2 separate regions of the Homo sapiens genome follow, and region 1 is linked to region 2. A link is an interaction called in ENCODE POLR2A ChIA-PET data of the cell type or tissue named here. Cell type or tissue: MCF 10A. All regions are shown on one strand. Each heading gives the region's core, and the rest is flanking DNA. Links, peaks and the distances in the headings are about the cores only. Region 1 has its middle 22 kb from the start of IL1R1. Region 2 has its middle 58 kb from the start of IL1R2.

Region 1 (8,612 bases), core at 1-8,000, 70 kb before region 2:
ATCTGATGGTTTTAAAAGTGGCAGTTTTTCCTGTGCTCTCACTTCACTTCTCCCGCCTGCCACCATGTCAGATGCACTTGCTTCCCCTTCCACAATGATTATAAGTTTCCCGAGGCTTCCCCAGCCATGTGGAATTGTGAGCCAATTATACCTCTTTTCCTTATAAATTACCCAGTCTCAAGTATTTCTTTTTTGGGGGGGCAGTGGTGGGGGGGAGATGGAGTCTTGCTCTGTCACCCAGGCTGGAGTGCAGTGGCGCAATCTCAGCTCACTGCATCCTCCACCTCCTGGGTTCAAGCGATTCTCCTGCCTCAGCCTCCCGAGTAGCTGGGATTACAGGCGCACCACCATGCTTGGCTAATTTTTCTATTTTTAGTAGAGATGGAGTTTCACCATGTTGCCCAGGCTGGTCTTGAACTCCTGACCTTGGGCAATCTGCCCACCTCAGCCTCCCAAAATGCTGAGACCACAGGTATGAGCCACTGTGCCCAGTCTCGGGTATTTCTTTACAGCAGTGCAGAAACAGACTAATACAGGTGTCCACCCTGCCAGCTCCCACAGCACCCTTGTCTAACCTTTCCCTGCCTCAAGAATAGAGGAGGTAGTGTGTGAGTACTTTACTTAGGTGATCTCACAAGATAAACCCCTTTCTCTTTCCCTCTTCCCCTTTCCATCCCTTTCACCTCTCTCCTTCTCCCTCTTGTTCACCATCTCCTTCCTAATCTCTGCCAAGTCTCATTCCTATCAACCAAGAAAGACCCATATGAGGCACTGTAGGCATATTTCTAAATTTTTTTACATTGAATTCATGTTACATTATTTTATTTTATTTTATTTTATTTTATTTTATTTTATTAAGACACAGTCTCACTCTGTCACCCAGGCTGGAGTGCAATGGCGTGATCTCGGCTAACTGCAAACTCCACCTCTAGGGCTCAAGAGATTCTCCTGCCTCAGCCTCCCAAGTAGCTGGGATTATAGGTGCACGCCACCATGACCAGCTAACATTTTTGTATTTTTAGTAGAGGTGGGGTTTCGCCATGTTGGCCAGGCTGGTCTGGAACTCCTGACCTCAGGTGATCTGTCTGCCTTGGCCTCCCAAAGTGCTGGGATTACAAGTGTGAGCCACTGTGGCTGTCCTATGTATAAACAAAGTATTATTTTGATACAATTTAAAAAGATTTCCCCTAGCCTTTTCATTTACCGTTAATATTTATGGTAAATGCTACTTTGATTTACTCTAATTTGTTTTAAACATGGACCTCTGGGTATGCCTCATTCCAAAAAAAAGCTAAATGTATTTATTACAAAATCTCAGCTTGCTTCTCAAAATGAGTTTCATGACACTTGTCCCATAAGACACAAACACAATTTCACAGATAATAAAGATAGCATGGAATTATTACATGTGCAGTCAAATGTCTCTGATTGATAAAACTTTGGCATTTTATTACATTATCCTTTGAATCAACAAACATTGCATCGGAATGCAGAAGTACCTTAAGGAAATAGAGTGAGTATACTGCATTCCATCTTTCATGATTTCTATGTATTTCAGTTGATGTTTACTCAGTTGATATTTGCTCAGCATGCCTATATTTCTTACTAAAGTAAACCAATTTCCCTGATCCCTGCTTTCAGTCTACAGGCATGAGCCTAAAAGACACCTTGGCCATGACTGGTGGGGCCAAGAATATTTGCTAGACCCAAAGCTACAGCATTCACATGCTCTCCCCAAGAATTTTACATTGAAATACATGGAGTTAATGCATATGTGTTATAGATGGAGTCAAAACAAAGTGTTTAGCTCTGAACATCACTTGGGAGATGCAGAGTGACTGTGTTTTCTGAAAACAAGGAAAGCCAGTTTTCAAAGAGAGAGAGAGAAAAGCAAGGAATGGAGACAAGAAATGAAGAATGATTCCTTCAGACCCTGGCAGACAACCTCCCTGGCTGGTCCCAGTTCTTCCAGAAACATGGCTATGTCCTTGCTCTTGGGTTTCACGAGGCCCTTCTGAATATTAACTACAATTTTTCGCTTGAACAAACCTGGCCCATACCTGATCCTGATACTTAAAATCACCAACTCATAACTGAGCGCCCCTCACTCACGCCTGTTAGTAAACTGTTTTTTTTAGATTCAGTTGCTATTGCCAGGTACAGCACTTCTCTATTTCATGTCCACTCACTCATTATTCTGTGCGCATGTGTGCATAGGAGACAGGGAGAGAGAGAGAACTGACACAGAAAACTCTGACTTCAGTATAAAAGTTTTAGGCCTGTATCTCAGCAGGCCTGACTCAGAAATGCAGTCTCTCCATGTCTCACACTCATTATGTTCTCATGAGACAGAGGCGTGGAATGCAATTCTGCCTTATTCGTGGAAAATTACATCTATAACTGCCAAAGGGCCCAGCTATTCTTATTTACTGACCAGTATGTTTTCTTCTTCCAGGAAGGCCAGGCCCCTGTGAGATGGACACATTTTTTCTTTGACCTTATTTAAAAGTATAGCATGGAAACCAGTCCATGGCCTTAAGGTGGTCCAGCCCCATGTGTATTGATTCAAAGGGTGATCTTAGGTACTGGGAATCCTATTTTTGAATGTATGAAACAAACGTATATCTTCCAGGGCTGCCCTTTTCTTGATTCTGGTTGCCTGGCAGCTTCACATTTTTAAAGGAGAGGCATCTATTACCTTGAGGTGAGGAAGATGAAGGCTGAGAACAAAAAAGTGTTGCATGGCTTTAAACTCCAGTATAGAGTTTAAATCCATAGCAAGACAACAGCCTAAGCAAAAATATCGTTAGCTGTAATATGTACAATAAGAAAAAAAATGCTGCCAAATAACTAGGACCTACTATCCATTGCAAGATGCATCCTAATTTCAGAAATGTTAAAATGTGGTTTTAAAAAATGTGCTAGGCTTTGTTGAGAGAGAGAAAATGGTATTTTTGAACTCCCCAAACTGGGCTTGACATCTCAAGAGTCATGGAGGAAGACTGGACCCATAAACCCTAGAGTAAGCCAGGCTGGACTTGGACAGTGGAGACCTTCTGACCACACAGCCAGGGAGGCCCTTCCTGTAGAGCTAGAGGGAAGATCTGCAGAAGGAGAAAGAAGGAAGGCAAGAGCTCAGCTCTGATGGTCAACTCCAGAAGAAGGAGTAGAAACTGAGTCACCGGGCTGGTGGAGGAGCAGCCTGGAAATGGCAGTCTCTTTCCAGAAGGCAGTGCTCAGTGACACGTGGCTCCACAGCTGCAAGGGCTGCCTCTGGCAAAGCGGAGGAAGCTGACAAGAATTCCTAGGCACCGAGGAGGGGGATAGAAGTTGCGAGAGAAACCAGAGGAACAGAAGATGCCTGGAGAGAAACCAGGGGGTTGGGGGGCGGACATCTGCAGGCAACAGCAAAGTCCATGGTGGTCAGCACCGGGTGGCTGGATGTCCCAGACCCCTGGGTCAATGGCATACAGTGCACAGGCTGCAGCAAGGACCCAAGGGCACAGCGTGGCCATTGACCAAGCAGGATGAGCCATCTCCCGGGGGCCAGCTCCATGATGACAGCCTAAGAGGGAAACCCTGCAGGATGCAGATTAACACTAGGGCCTGACAGGAGCAAGAGGAAGAGTCCCCAAGCAGCTGCTTGCCAAGACCAGCTGAGATTTAGAGTGAACTGTGACAGACATCATAATACCTATGTTCTGCTAAAAACCCGGATGTGGACCACATGTGCCGGAACTCATTTACTCTTACATTTGATCATTAAACCAATTTTTTATTGTGCGCACACCATGTACTAGGCAGTGTTCCAGGTACTTGAGGTGTATCTAGGAACAAATCCAACAAATCCCTACCCACCTGCAGAGCGTGGAGGGATAATACATGACAAACATAATAGTGAATGGGATTGTGTAGTGTGTGCAAAGGTGAATTGAAGAAAACAAGCTTCTGCTTCAGGAAACCTGAATTGAGAGCAAATTTGTGTTTCATTATACAATACCTGTTTCCCATCTGAGCCCCACATTTTATGCCGGAGTTGCCTGCCTCTGTGTGACACTGAAGGACAGAAAAATGAACACAACGCAGACCCTGTGCCTAAGGAATTGACAATTCACCTGTGAGTTTACACAGTGAGCTTCATGGAGGCAGGAATTGTGCCTTTCCTGCATGTGACAAATGTTTACTAAGCACCTAGTAAAATACATGCCAGGTACTTGGCACGTGCACACAATGCACACACGACACACATTCATGCAACACACAGCCACAGAGCACATGCAACACACACAAAACACACACAACAAACACGTACATTCACACCATACATATAACACCCATATACAACATATGATACACACTGACTCAACACACATGAAAACCCACACACACGTTCATGAAACTACACATGAACACCCACACACTCAAACACATACGCTCACACAACATGCACATCAAAGGTTTCATGCTAAAGACTTTTCACTTTTTTCACTTTAAAGACCACTGAGGGCTGTAGGTCCGATCTGGCCAAATAAGCACTGAAAATTAATTATACCGAGGCAGTAAATGAAAGCTTTGATAGCTCAGGGGGAGGTTTGGAAGGGGCCACGACAGAGTTCTGACAGGGGACTAATGACAAGAAGAATGATTTACAGAGAGTAGAGTGGTGGCTGCCAAGGAGGGAAGGGGGAAATGGTATCAAAATATATACATTTTTCATCATGAAATGAATAAGTTCTGAAGGGCCTAATGGACAACGTGGTGACTATAGTGAGTAATACTGTATCGTACACTTGAAGTTTGCTAAGAGAGTTGATTTTAGCTGTTCTCACCATGCATACACAAAACAGGTAACTATGTAAGGTGATGAATGTGTTAGCTTGATTGTGGTGATCATTCCATAATGTGTACATACAACAAATCCTCATGTTGTATACCTTAAATATACACAATTATTGTTTGTCAGTTGTACCTCAATAAAGCTGAAAACTAAGATAATAAAAGAAAATCTACCTATGGAACCAACAGCTAGTCATCTGCGGTTCTTATGTAACTTTTGTTTAAGACTCTTCAAACTATGTCCCTGTTAGGCTGAGAAAGCCACTGAGCACCAAGTGGATCAGGGATCCTTCCCAAACTGTGGTGTTTAATGAGTGCAACAACTGCATTCTGAAATTGCATCATTGGCATCTCAGTTCCAGAAGTTAATCTCATGTAGTTAAGTTTAAAACAATAACCTACTGACCACACAAAATTTATTTTCTAATTTTCAGCAGGCCAAAGGAAGAACAATTTGGTTTCCATAGCAAATATTCCAACTTCATAAGGAAGTACAAAGTGTTTTGAGAAGAAATGCCCTCCATGGACAGAGAAATACTTTTGAAGTGCAATAAAGAACTTACATTATCACTAGGTAGCTTGAATTATCGAAGAGAAGTTACCACCTAACGTCAGCATGAAGTTACAGTGTTTACCGCCATTACCCTCCCATAAATGTTTTCGTTGCTCTGCACAGCAGATATAAGCTCAGATATGCTTATTTTGAGTAATCTAAAATAAACGTGAGATAGATAAAAAACAACTATTTTTCCTTGTCTTTTTTTTTTTTTTTTTTTTTTTGAGACACAGTCTCACTGTGTTGCCCAAGCTGGAGAGCAGTGGAGCGATCTCGGCTCACCGCAAGCTCTGCTTCCCAGGTTCATACCATTCTCCTGCCTCAGCCTCCCGAGTAGCTGGGACTACAGGTGCCTGCCACCACGCCTGGCTAATTTTTTCCTATTTTTAGTAGAGACAGGGTTTCACCATGTTAGCCGGGATGGTCTTGATCTCCTGACCTCATGATCCTCCCACCTTGGCCTCCCAAAGTGCTGGGATTACAGGCGTGAGCCACCACACCCGGCCCTACTTTTCCTTTTCTATACCTGCACTCCACACACTTCTGTGACCAGGGATTGAAGCGATGTCAAGGAATACTCTGACACCAGCTGAATGACACCAGCCGAGTGTCCCACAATTCAATTCAATTCTGATACTAACTGGAGTTAGCACAGACCTCAGGTTAAGGGTTCAGTCCCACAAGACTGCCCCCCATTTCAGATACCAAATACAAGTGCCAAGTTGTCACCTATATGTCTGACTGACCAGCTGTAAACCAGGGTTCCTACGACCCCATCCTTGGATTTCATAATTTGCTGGGATGGCTCACAGACCTCAGGGAAACACATTTCCCAGCTTACTATGTAATAAAGAATACAATAAAGGATACAGAAGACAGCCAGATGAAGAGATATGCAGGGCGAGGTGTATGGGAGGGGAAGTGCGCTTCCTTGCCCTCTCCGGGTGGGCTACCCTCCACATGTTCAGCAGCCCTGGAGCTCCCCAAACCCCAGAGTTCTGGGATTCTTACAAGACTTTGTTACTTGAACATCACTGATCATTAACTCAATCTCCAGCCTCCAGGTCTTCCCAGAGGATGGGGGTAGGACTGAAATTCCCAAGCTTCTAATCTGTTCTTTCTAGTGACCATTCTCCTCCCAGGAGCTTCATTAGAACAAAAGACTCCCATCACCCAGGAAATTCCAAGAAGTTAGGAGCTCTGTGCTGGGAATCAGGGCCAGAGATCAAATATATATTTTTATTTTGTCTATATATATATTATATGTGTATATATATATACATTTCCTATATATATATTTAGAAAAATTATATATTTTTTTCTTGTTCCTTTACAAACATATTCTTTACCATGCCAGAGGACTGATTTTGACGGAAAACTCCCAGGAACTCACAGCTTTGGTACTCTTCCAAGGTCCTAATAAACTAAGGTAACTATTGAAACTCAAGCACTCGGAACACTGGGCAATGTAAACGCTCTCTGCTCAGCAGGCTTCCCTCACACGCAAACACCGGTTCTGAGAAATCCTTACTACACCTCCCTGAGGGGACCACACAGACTTGGACCACATCTAAACAAGCCACAAGCTTGCTTCAGTTCTCTTTGGAATGGGTGGGATTCATTGGAATACATTAATATGCAGGGAACAGGCCAGAAGAAAATTAGGACGGATATTCAGAAATAGCTCTTTGTGTACATAAATAACTGAAGAGCGATGTTGGCAGCTATTTAAGGATCCAAGAAATTGGAAGACACTAAACAATAATATTTGCATCCATTTTATTTTGTAATGTCAACAGGATATGTCCATGCCTGCAGAGGCCACAAATAGCACCAAATCACTGATGGGAGAGGCCCACAGTGACCTCTCACCCTGCTCTTTCCAGCTGTGTTCTGTCAGCTTCTCTTCCCTCATCCATTCATGGGGATGACAGTGTCCACCTTGGGGGAAGTGCAAGCATATGGACAAATACAGACCAAGTCCTTGTTGTGGTGGTTGGCACTCAGTGCTTTGCGTTGTTATTTGGTCAACCCAAAAATAGACAGAGGAGGCACCATGATTGCAGGCGTACCATAAGTACAGTAAGAATGTCTTCCTAATCCAAAATTGGACATGCGGTTTGATGAGAAAAAGGATAAACATGAGATGGTGTTGCCCAATATTTAAAACCAAGACGTCAATATTTTATTTTCTTACTTAGTCATGTGTCTCAGATTCATGTCATTAAGTGTTACCTTTTATTATAAAAGTCATTTTTTCCTTCTCCACTTATCATTAGAGTCTTTCAAACTCAGCCAAACACGTCACAATGGAATAATGAATGAACATGAGAACAGTAAGAAGTGGAACTCAGAAGTTAGAGACATGCAAATTTTATCTAGGAAAATGTTACGAGGTCATAAAGAAGACACCAGGACCAAGAGTAGAAAGTGCTAACGTGATTTCACCATTTCCCCCACTAGAAGGAAAAGTGAACCCAAGAGGAAGGAGGTTTTCAGCACGGGTGGATGACCTTCCTGCTGCTGTTGCTGTTTTGTTGTTATGGTTGTTTGTATCCTCTAACATTGCTAACACAGTACAAACCACCCAATTTAAAATCAGACTTAGAAAAAGTGATCTCAACTACACAAAAGTTGACCTCCCTTTACTCTTTTTTTTGGCTAATCACCAACAGCACTTATGAACTTTATTACAAATAAAATTATCGGAATACATGGAAGAGCAATTGGATGTAATAAAATTAATCCAGAAATGCTATTTGCAGAAGAGTCAGCCATTTATGCCAAAATCTCACTTCCCCTTAAATTTTATCTTTGTATTTTGAAAAGGAAAAGCAAAAGCAGTTGCCATATTTACTTGAGAGTCAACATAGCCAAAAATTGTTAATGCCATGCTAGCAATCCAGTCTCCTAACATCCACACTTCTTTCCATCTCCAGGGTTCACTGTTATTACTTGCCAAGATTACGTGGGGGAACAAGAAAAGCCCTTAAACTTTTTTCTCAGCATGGTGGTTGAAGAGAGACAAACAAAGTGTTAGAAGCTAGAGAAATGGAGAGATGTCGAAAGCAGCAATGCATTGGGGGACATCTGAACCATCTCGACCCAGTGCAACGCACCCACCTTGTCAATGCAAAGTTGAAGATACTGCAACTATGCAACCTACATGGGCCACACAGTGAGACAGAAACACAATTTCCTTCTAAATAATCCAGATTCG
Region 2 (8,000 bases), core at 1-8,000:
TACACATTCTGATGACAAAGCAGACTTCTCCACTTTTGAGAGTTTGAAAAAACTTTTGATTTTTTTTACCCTGCATACATCCACTACCCCAACACTCCTCGTAATTAGAAAATATAGGAGACAAGTTTTTAAAACATAATAAAATATATGCGCATATGTACACACATATATGTATACATACACACACATACAAATAACAGTAATTAACTAGAATTCTGAGAATTTTTGTTTTACTTAGACCTATAGATGTGTAAAATTTGATGAATGAATGATTGCTTTGAAGGGAAAGGACCGTACCCCAGCTAGAATAGCTTGGACTAAAGCCAAGGCGGTGTGAATAACATATCTAGAGGGGACATGTTCAGAAGATGAACTGGAGAAATCAAGCGGTCCCAGAACACAGGTCACCCACCTCTATGTGGAAGAACCAGCTGTGAGTTCTAGCTTATTCCAGCTTACTCCTAGCACTTCCTGGGCTTAAAACACAACCACACATGGAGACTCACATGGCACCTGCTGAGAGAGCTCAAAGTTACTTAATGTACCCCTAAGAATGTTAATCTGAATTCCTACCTATTTGTGTCCAGGGAATGTGTCCAGGGGATCCCCTCACCCCAAAACCTAAGGACCCCCTTCCCAGCTCATCCAGGCTGCTGCAAGCCTGAGCAGTAACACAGTGACCCAACTAGGGAGAACTAGGACCAAGCACCTGGAGTGACAGGTCCCCACCCCAGTTCCACGCCTCACTTTTCTCACTCCGGATTTCTAAGCCGGTCCAAAACTACACCCTCTCCACAAAGAGGAGGGAGGGGGCACAGTTATTCTGCGAACCCAGCTCCTACCTAGACATTCACTTCGGGTAGTTTGGGGAAGTCAGCTTGAAACAAAAGCAGCACTTTCTCTGGATCCCAAGAGCAAGCCAGCGATTTCCTCCTCCCTTCATGGCATCCTCTGGCAACCTTCTTCCACTATTTCCTTTTGCTCAATTTTCAGCTAAACTTTCAAAACACTTTCCTATGCAACCGAAAATATGTTTTGAAGGAAGTCTTTGGGTTCTGGTGTACGGCCTGGCGCAAGGGCCCTCCCGCGGGTCTAAGGGCAGTTCAGACTCCAGCCATCATATTTGCTGTCCTTGGAGGGTGCTGTTGGTCAAGGCTGGCTGTGAGTTCATCACACATCCCCTTAGATGGGATGCCATTGAGGGGACAGAAGCATCTGACATTGGCCACTAAGATCTCCTTTTAATGGAGATTCCATCCGTCATGATACTTTAATATTCCTTTCTGGTAGCTAGCCCTTGGTTAGGAATTTTGTCTCTAACTCCACCGCAAATGATCAAAATGGATTATTTCCAGCCATGTGACTACTGGGCTGCCCAGGATTGGAGAGAAGGAACTAAAATATAAGAGTCAAGAGAGTTGAATTTTACCAACTTCACAATATGAGAATGGGTGCCTCGGTCTCCCTACCTGCCCACAAAGTATAGGATAGTTATTGAATTAAGGAGAAAGACTAAACATTCCTCTTTTTAGCCCTTGCTCTGACTCAGTAATTTCTACCTAGTGTTTCAGTATCATGGTAATTCTATAGATGAGAGGTCAGGCAAACGACAGCCACAGGACAGAACCCCACATATCACCTATTTCTATAAATAAAACTTTACTGGAACACAGCCACGCCCATTTGCTTTCATATTGCCTATGACTGCTTTTGAAATATAACAGCAGAATTAAGTCATTGCAATAGAGACGGTGTGGCCAGAAAAGCCTGAAATATTTACTCTCTCACCCTCTACAGAAAAGTCTGCTGAGCCCTGCCCCAGATAATGACGATGATGATGATTGCAACTCACACACCCCAGTGCTTCCATGTGCCTGGCATTGTTCTAGGTGCTTAGCATGTAATATCTCATTTAATCCTCACACCAAACCTTGAAATTATCTGATGAAATTATATCAACTCCTAGATATGAAAACAGAGACAGAGAAAGAAAGTTCAGGAAACTTCTCCAATGTTCCCAATTTAATAGAGGCTGGGACTCAGTCCAGGGTACTTTGGGTCCAGGAACCATGCTCTTAATGGCTGCGCTATGCTGTTTGAAAGTTCCGTCAGGCATTGACCTCATACTCGCCAGGCAGTGATTCCACTGACATTCATTTCACACTCCCCAAGCTGCCTTCAGATGCCTAATTCAGTCCCCAGATACCTCCATAAATAACGGAAAGAGACATCCCTGCTATAATTAACAAATCAGCACTTTGGAATGAGAATGATTTGAAGGAGCCGACCCTTGGGAGTCTGAACATCTTCGATCACCAACAAAATTGCATTTCTGGCCTCAGTCCAAGAAGACCCCAGTGGTTTCACTCACACAATGGCACTTGGCCTAAGTGAGGTCTTTCCTGAGACACCACCAGGCCCTCCAGCACGTGCTGCCTCCCTCTTCCTGGGGCTCTTCAAACCACAATCCTGGGATGACCTCACTTCCCAGGACTTCCACTAGGTTTTGACTTAGTGAGCCCATTGCAGCCATGGTAAGGCAAAATCCTTCCAGAACTAACTTCATTTTATCTGTTGGCCTCAACTGGATGTTAACAGTAACCTCTATTTTTTTTTTTCGTTTTGAGACAGGGTCTCGCTCTTGTCACCCAGCCTGGAATGCAATGGCATGATCTTGGCTCACTTCAACCTCCTCCTCCTAGGTTCAAGCAATTCTCCTGCCACAGCCTCCCAAATAGCTGGGATTACAGGTGCTGGCCACCATGCCTGGCTAATTTTTGTATTTTTCGTAGAGATGGGGTTTCACCATGTTGGAAAGGCTGGTCTCGAACCCCTGACCTCAGGTGATCCACCCACCTCAGCCTCCCAAAGTGCTAGGATTACAGGCATGAGCCACCGTGGCCGGCCAACAATAACCTCTAGCACATTAAATTCCTCCGCTGAGAGAAGAAATCACAATCTATTTATTTAAGCTCCTTGGCTTTGGTAAAACATGAATATTTCCATCCTGGAAGTGTTTCCTGAAGGATACCAGCCAACCAGCCATCAACAGCAGCTTTCAAAGCACCGGCTGGTGTCAATGTCCAACAAGAGGACGGCTTCTGAAAACAAGGCCATTTGAAGAGGCATTTGGGAAGTGTTCGTGCATCCTGATCCAACAGGCTGCTGGCTTCCTTCAGCTGTTGGCCCAAGTCCCAGTTTTGGGCTTGACTTAAAAAGATTGAAATAGTCCCACTCATCCACACACACAGAGGAAGATCTGTTGCAGCTATTGGATCTACCGGAAGTGATGCACTGTCTCCCCTTCCCCCATGTTAAGAGTCAGGGAGGGATGTATGAGTGACCTTTGACATCTGTGGGCTTGCTGCTGTCAAGATAAACCATCGTCTTAGCCCTCAGTGGAACAGGCATTAGGGGCTGAAATGCCCTCTGTAGGTGTCATAATCAACTTAACTAACTTAGATGGAAAATGGTTTTTAGATACAAAAACTTCCTGCAGTATTTTTGTCTTAAAATGAATCCATATGAAGAGCTAGAAAGATATTTAAAAGTCTCTAGCTCAAATCCTTTGTTTTGCAAACAAGAAACAGGAAATTCAGCAATGTTAAGTGATGTACATCTAAGATCACATGGTGATCTTTAATATAGCTAGAGAAACCCAGTCTAGTTATCTAAACAGAAAATGAACATACGCATTTGGTAAAGCAAATTCAGTGAAAAGTAGTTCTGCTCATCCCAGAACCCTTGTTCTCCTCCCCAGAGAGAGCCACACTTCACATTCTTTTATGTGTCCTTTCAGAAATATTCAAGAGTGATGTAGTTTTAGTATATAAACTTCTCTTCCACAAATCACCCAGTACATGTGATCATTGTGGTTCTAGCCCCAGATCATCTCCACTTATAAAAGTTGACCCAAACACAAGCAGCTCTGTTTGTATTGGTCAGACACTGCTGAGGCCCACACCCATTCTGCACATTTATTCATCTACCAGGCCTTTCATGGGTGCTGGACATGTTCCACAGTCATGGCTGTCTGCAGAACAAGGGTTCCAGCTGGCAGTACATGTGCTGCCCACGTAAAATTGGCCTAAATGAGCTTACACAATAAAACCCTGAGCCCCAGCAGTCACAAAGGGCATTTAGTGATGTTGCCAGTCAGGGTGTGTCCTGGCACTCGATACTTCACCAAATTACAGAAGATCCTTTTTTGCTTGGACTCAATTCAGGAAATAATTTCCCCTGCCAAGAGGCATTGAAAATATCTCTCCCTTGACTGCAGCAAACCCTCAGAAGCAAGACCCAGAGTCCCGGCACAGGGGAGAGTGCAGAGTCTGCAGCCACCACCAGAAGACCTTGCTGGGTTAACAGAGCAGCAGCCGGAGTTCCGCAGAGTTGGACAAGACACCATCCTCGGCCACCCACTGACAAACGCGGCACTAACAACTGCCACCTCACCTTCCATTTAACTGGCTCCCAAACGATGAATGCAAACTGAGCTGTCTTAAGTTAAACTCGCCTCTTTCCATGGCCCAGTATGGGTGGGAATTCTGCTCTTGGAAACTCACTTCATGCAATTAAAAAAATACCAGCACTGATAACTCAAATAAATAACAACATATACCCATGCCTTTACTACTATTAACTCAAACCCAGCTTATTTTTTTATTGTAACTTTTATTTTATCAAATCCAATTTAAAAGCAACCTTATAAATGTTTCTTTGGCAGGACTTTTCTGCCCAGGTTGGACACACTGAGGTATCTTTTCAATCCAGTGGCTTCTGGACTAAATCCTCATGTGTCATCTTTTTAAATAATTTCCTGTAGGAAGCATATTCGTTTTCACTAATTTAAGAACCCTGACTATGAGATCACATTCAAAATTTAGGTCAGCTGCCTCAAAAATTTTCACTGCTATTTGATGCTGCCAAAAAACAACAATAACAACAACTTTTAATAATGAATGGGGGCAGGGCCATTTCCATGGCAACATCTGCTTTCCCTTGATCTGCCTTTGCAATACATCACCTAAGGTGCCCTGCAGAGCAGGGCCAATAAATGGTCATGTGACCTGAGGGTCCCAGGGAAATTCCCACAAATCTACTTCAAGACCCTGCCATGCTGTCTAAAATTCTAACAGTAAGGAGTTTCTCCTTTGAAGGCACCTGCTTTAAGGTAAATGCTGTCTACAAATAGCAATCCAGGAACTTGATCCCCCAATAAAACAAAAAAAACTAGGCAGGATTTTGCCAACAAAACAAAAAAAAAAACTAGGATTGTGGGATCTTAGTCCCCAGAACTATTCAGATCTCAATTAAATCAGTGCAGTAAGCAATGCCACACCCTTCCCATAGGCTGTTGCCAGGATTAATTAAGTTTAGTATTAACTACATGAAAGTGTGAGTTCATCTTTTTTTTTTCACAGACTCTACAGGAAAGAAGAGAAGAAAAGACCAAGAACTAGGAGGCCAGTGTTTCCAGAGGAAGAGGATGCTCAACGACAAGGTGAAGTGGCCGGGAGCAAGCTTCGGATCCCTGTTTTGACTTCAGTGGCTCAGAGAAGAGGCTGTGAGTCACTCAGTGGTGAGTGTTTTCTCCAGGGTCACCCTCGGAAGGTTCAGGACGTTCCCAGGGACTTCTGAGCACAGGCTGCTATGATGCTTTCTCTCTGACTTCGCCTAGATCTCTGGCAAGCCCCGCTCTTTGGTTTGTGCCACCTCTGAGGACAGCATGATCCACAAGGTCACTCCCTGTTCTGATAGTCAAGCTTCCCTGTCAGATCTTCCACCTATCACGAGGTGTGCCCTGCTTCTCCTGCTCCAGAAATTGCTGGGGCACAATACATGTGCCGTGGTGGTTTGCTGTACCTATCAACCCTCATCTAGGTTTTAAGCCCCACATGCATTAGGTATTTGTCCTAATGTTCTCCCTCCCCTTCCCCCCACCCCGCCACCAACAGGCCTCGGTATGTGATGTTCCCCTCCCTGAGCCCATGTGTTCTCATTGTTCGACTCCAACTTATGAGTGAGAACATGCGGTGTTCGCTTTTCTGTTCTTGTGTTAGTTTGCTGAGAATGGTGACTTCTAGTTTCATCCATGTCCCTGCAAAGGACATGAACTCATTCTTTTTCATGACTGCATAGTATTCCATGGTGTATATGTGCCACATTTTCTTTATCCAGTCTATCATTGGTGGGCATTTGGGTTGGTTCCAAGTCTTTGCTATTGTAAATAGTGCCACAATAAACATACATGTGCATGTGTCTTTATCGTAGAATGATTTATATTCCTGTCGTTATATACCCAGTAATGGGATTGCTGGGTCAAATGATATTTCTGGTTCTAGATCCTTGAGGAATCACCATTCTGTCTTCCACAATGGTTGAACTAATTGACACTCCCACCAACAGTGTAAAAGCATTTCTATTTCTCCACATGTTTACCCAGTTTTCAAGTACCCAATACATTGTTATTAACTACAGTTGCCATGCTGTACAATAGATCTCCAGAACTTAATCCTCCTGTCTAACTGAAAAGTTGTATCTTTGGACCAAAGTCTTCCAACCCTCCCCAACCCCTGGTAGCCACCATTCTACCCTCTGCTGCTATGAATTCAACTTGGTTAGATTCCACATGCAAGGGAGATCATGCAGTATTTGTCCTTGTGTACCTGGTTTATTTCATTTAGCATAGCGTCCTCCAGATTCATTCATGTTGTCACAAAGAACAACATTTCCTTCTTTTATATAGCTGAATAGTATTCCATTGTGTATATGCACCACATCTTCTTCACCCATTCATTCACTGTTGGACACTTAGGTTTGTTCTACATCTTGGCTATTATGAATAGTGCGGCAATAAACGGGGTGGGGGGGTGCAGATATCTCTTCCGCATACTCATTTTATTTCCTTTGGATATATACCCAGTAGTAAGATTGCTGGATTGTATGATAGTTCTATTTTTAATTTTTTTTAATAAAAGAAACACCCCTAATTCCCTGAAGTGATTCCTTACTTATTAATCACGCATTGATTGACTCAGAGCTCATTTGAACCTTTTGGTGTTTTAGTCTGCACCACCCCTTCGTGACTGACTTCCACACACTTCCTTAATGATATTTAAACAGAAAATTCACTTTCTTTGTCCCTGCCAACATCAAGGGATACCCTCCTTGTTCTAGTATACTAAGTAAGTCTGATTTGAGTTGCTTCATGATTTTATATTCTCATCATGCCCACTCCTAACTTGCAGGAGTGAAAATCCCAGGTTTTGAGAAACTACCCTTGTCAGGAAGCCATTGCCTCCCCTGGATTCAGATCCTACTTCAAACATGCCCCAAGTCTAACCTGATGACTTCAAAATGCAGCCATGAGACCAGTAGGCATTTAGCGGGTCTAGACAGGAAACCCGGAGACCAAAACCAACCATCAGGACAAATGAATACTTCTCCATGACCTAAAATGAGTGAGCACACAGGGAAACCTCACCCTTGCAGATGACTTGCAAGTCTTCCACGCAGTAAAATTGCAAGCTAGTAAAATGTTTAAAAGCTCTGACAAAGTAGTGGAGAGTAGACAGGAATGATAGTTGTACTTCTCTGGAAGTAGTTTGAGATTACAGTTTTCCCTTAAAATGACTTCCAGAAAGTCACCTTTACTATTTTGCGAGATAAAGATCTCCAATCTATCCATGACAGCCCTGAAAAGAAACCCAGGGGTCACTGTGACCATTTCCTGGCAGCATCCCTCCTGCATTGTCCCACCCTAGTGAAAGGGCAGTGCAGCCGGCTGCTGTCAAGCCCGCATCCTGTGTTTACACAAAACCCAGCTTCAGCCACATTTGGAAAACTGCATGAACTTTGGGTTAACACATCTAGAAACAACACACCATTCAGCTAAAGGAAGTTCTCAGAGGCACAGTGATTGATTGGGAGATGTGTGCATGGTGTGGGATAAACACCAGACTGGAAGAGCTCAGGGAGAAGCCTGGCGAGGCCACGGA

Evidence for each region. Peaks named below come from ENCODE experiments on the same cell type or tissue, not always from the same donor. Only the 100,000 strongest peaks of a DNase experiment are listed, where the experiment ranks them.
Region 1: POLR2A ChIA-PET joins it to region 2 with 5 read pairs; 3 of 35 experiments call an interaction of 5 or more read pairs at or near these places.

The regions. Positions count from the first base shown.
Region 1 is chr2:102,116,022-102,124,633 of GRCh38, reverse strand. It overlaps a transcript of IL1R1 not described here. Among named protein-coding and RNA genes, the nearest start is that of IL1R1, 22 kb to the left of the region's middle. In MCF 10A, for the core only: no CTCF peak of the experiment used is centred there; no DNase peak of the experiment used is centred there.
Region 2 is chr2:102,046,293-102,054,292 of GRCh38, reverse strand. No RefSeq gene overlaps it. Among named protein-coding and RNA genes, the nearest start is that of IL1R2, 58 kb to the right of the region's middle. In MCF 10A, for the core only: no CTCF peak of the experiment used is centred there; DNase peaks (open chromatin) are centred at 4,082 and 5,602.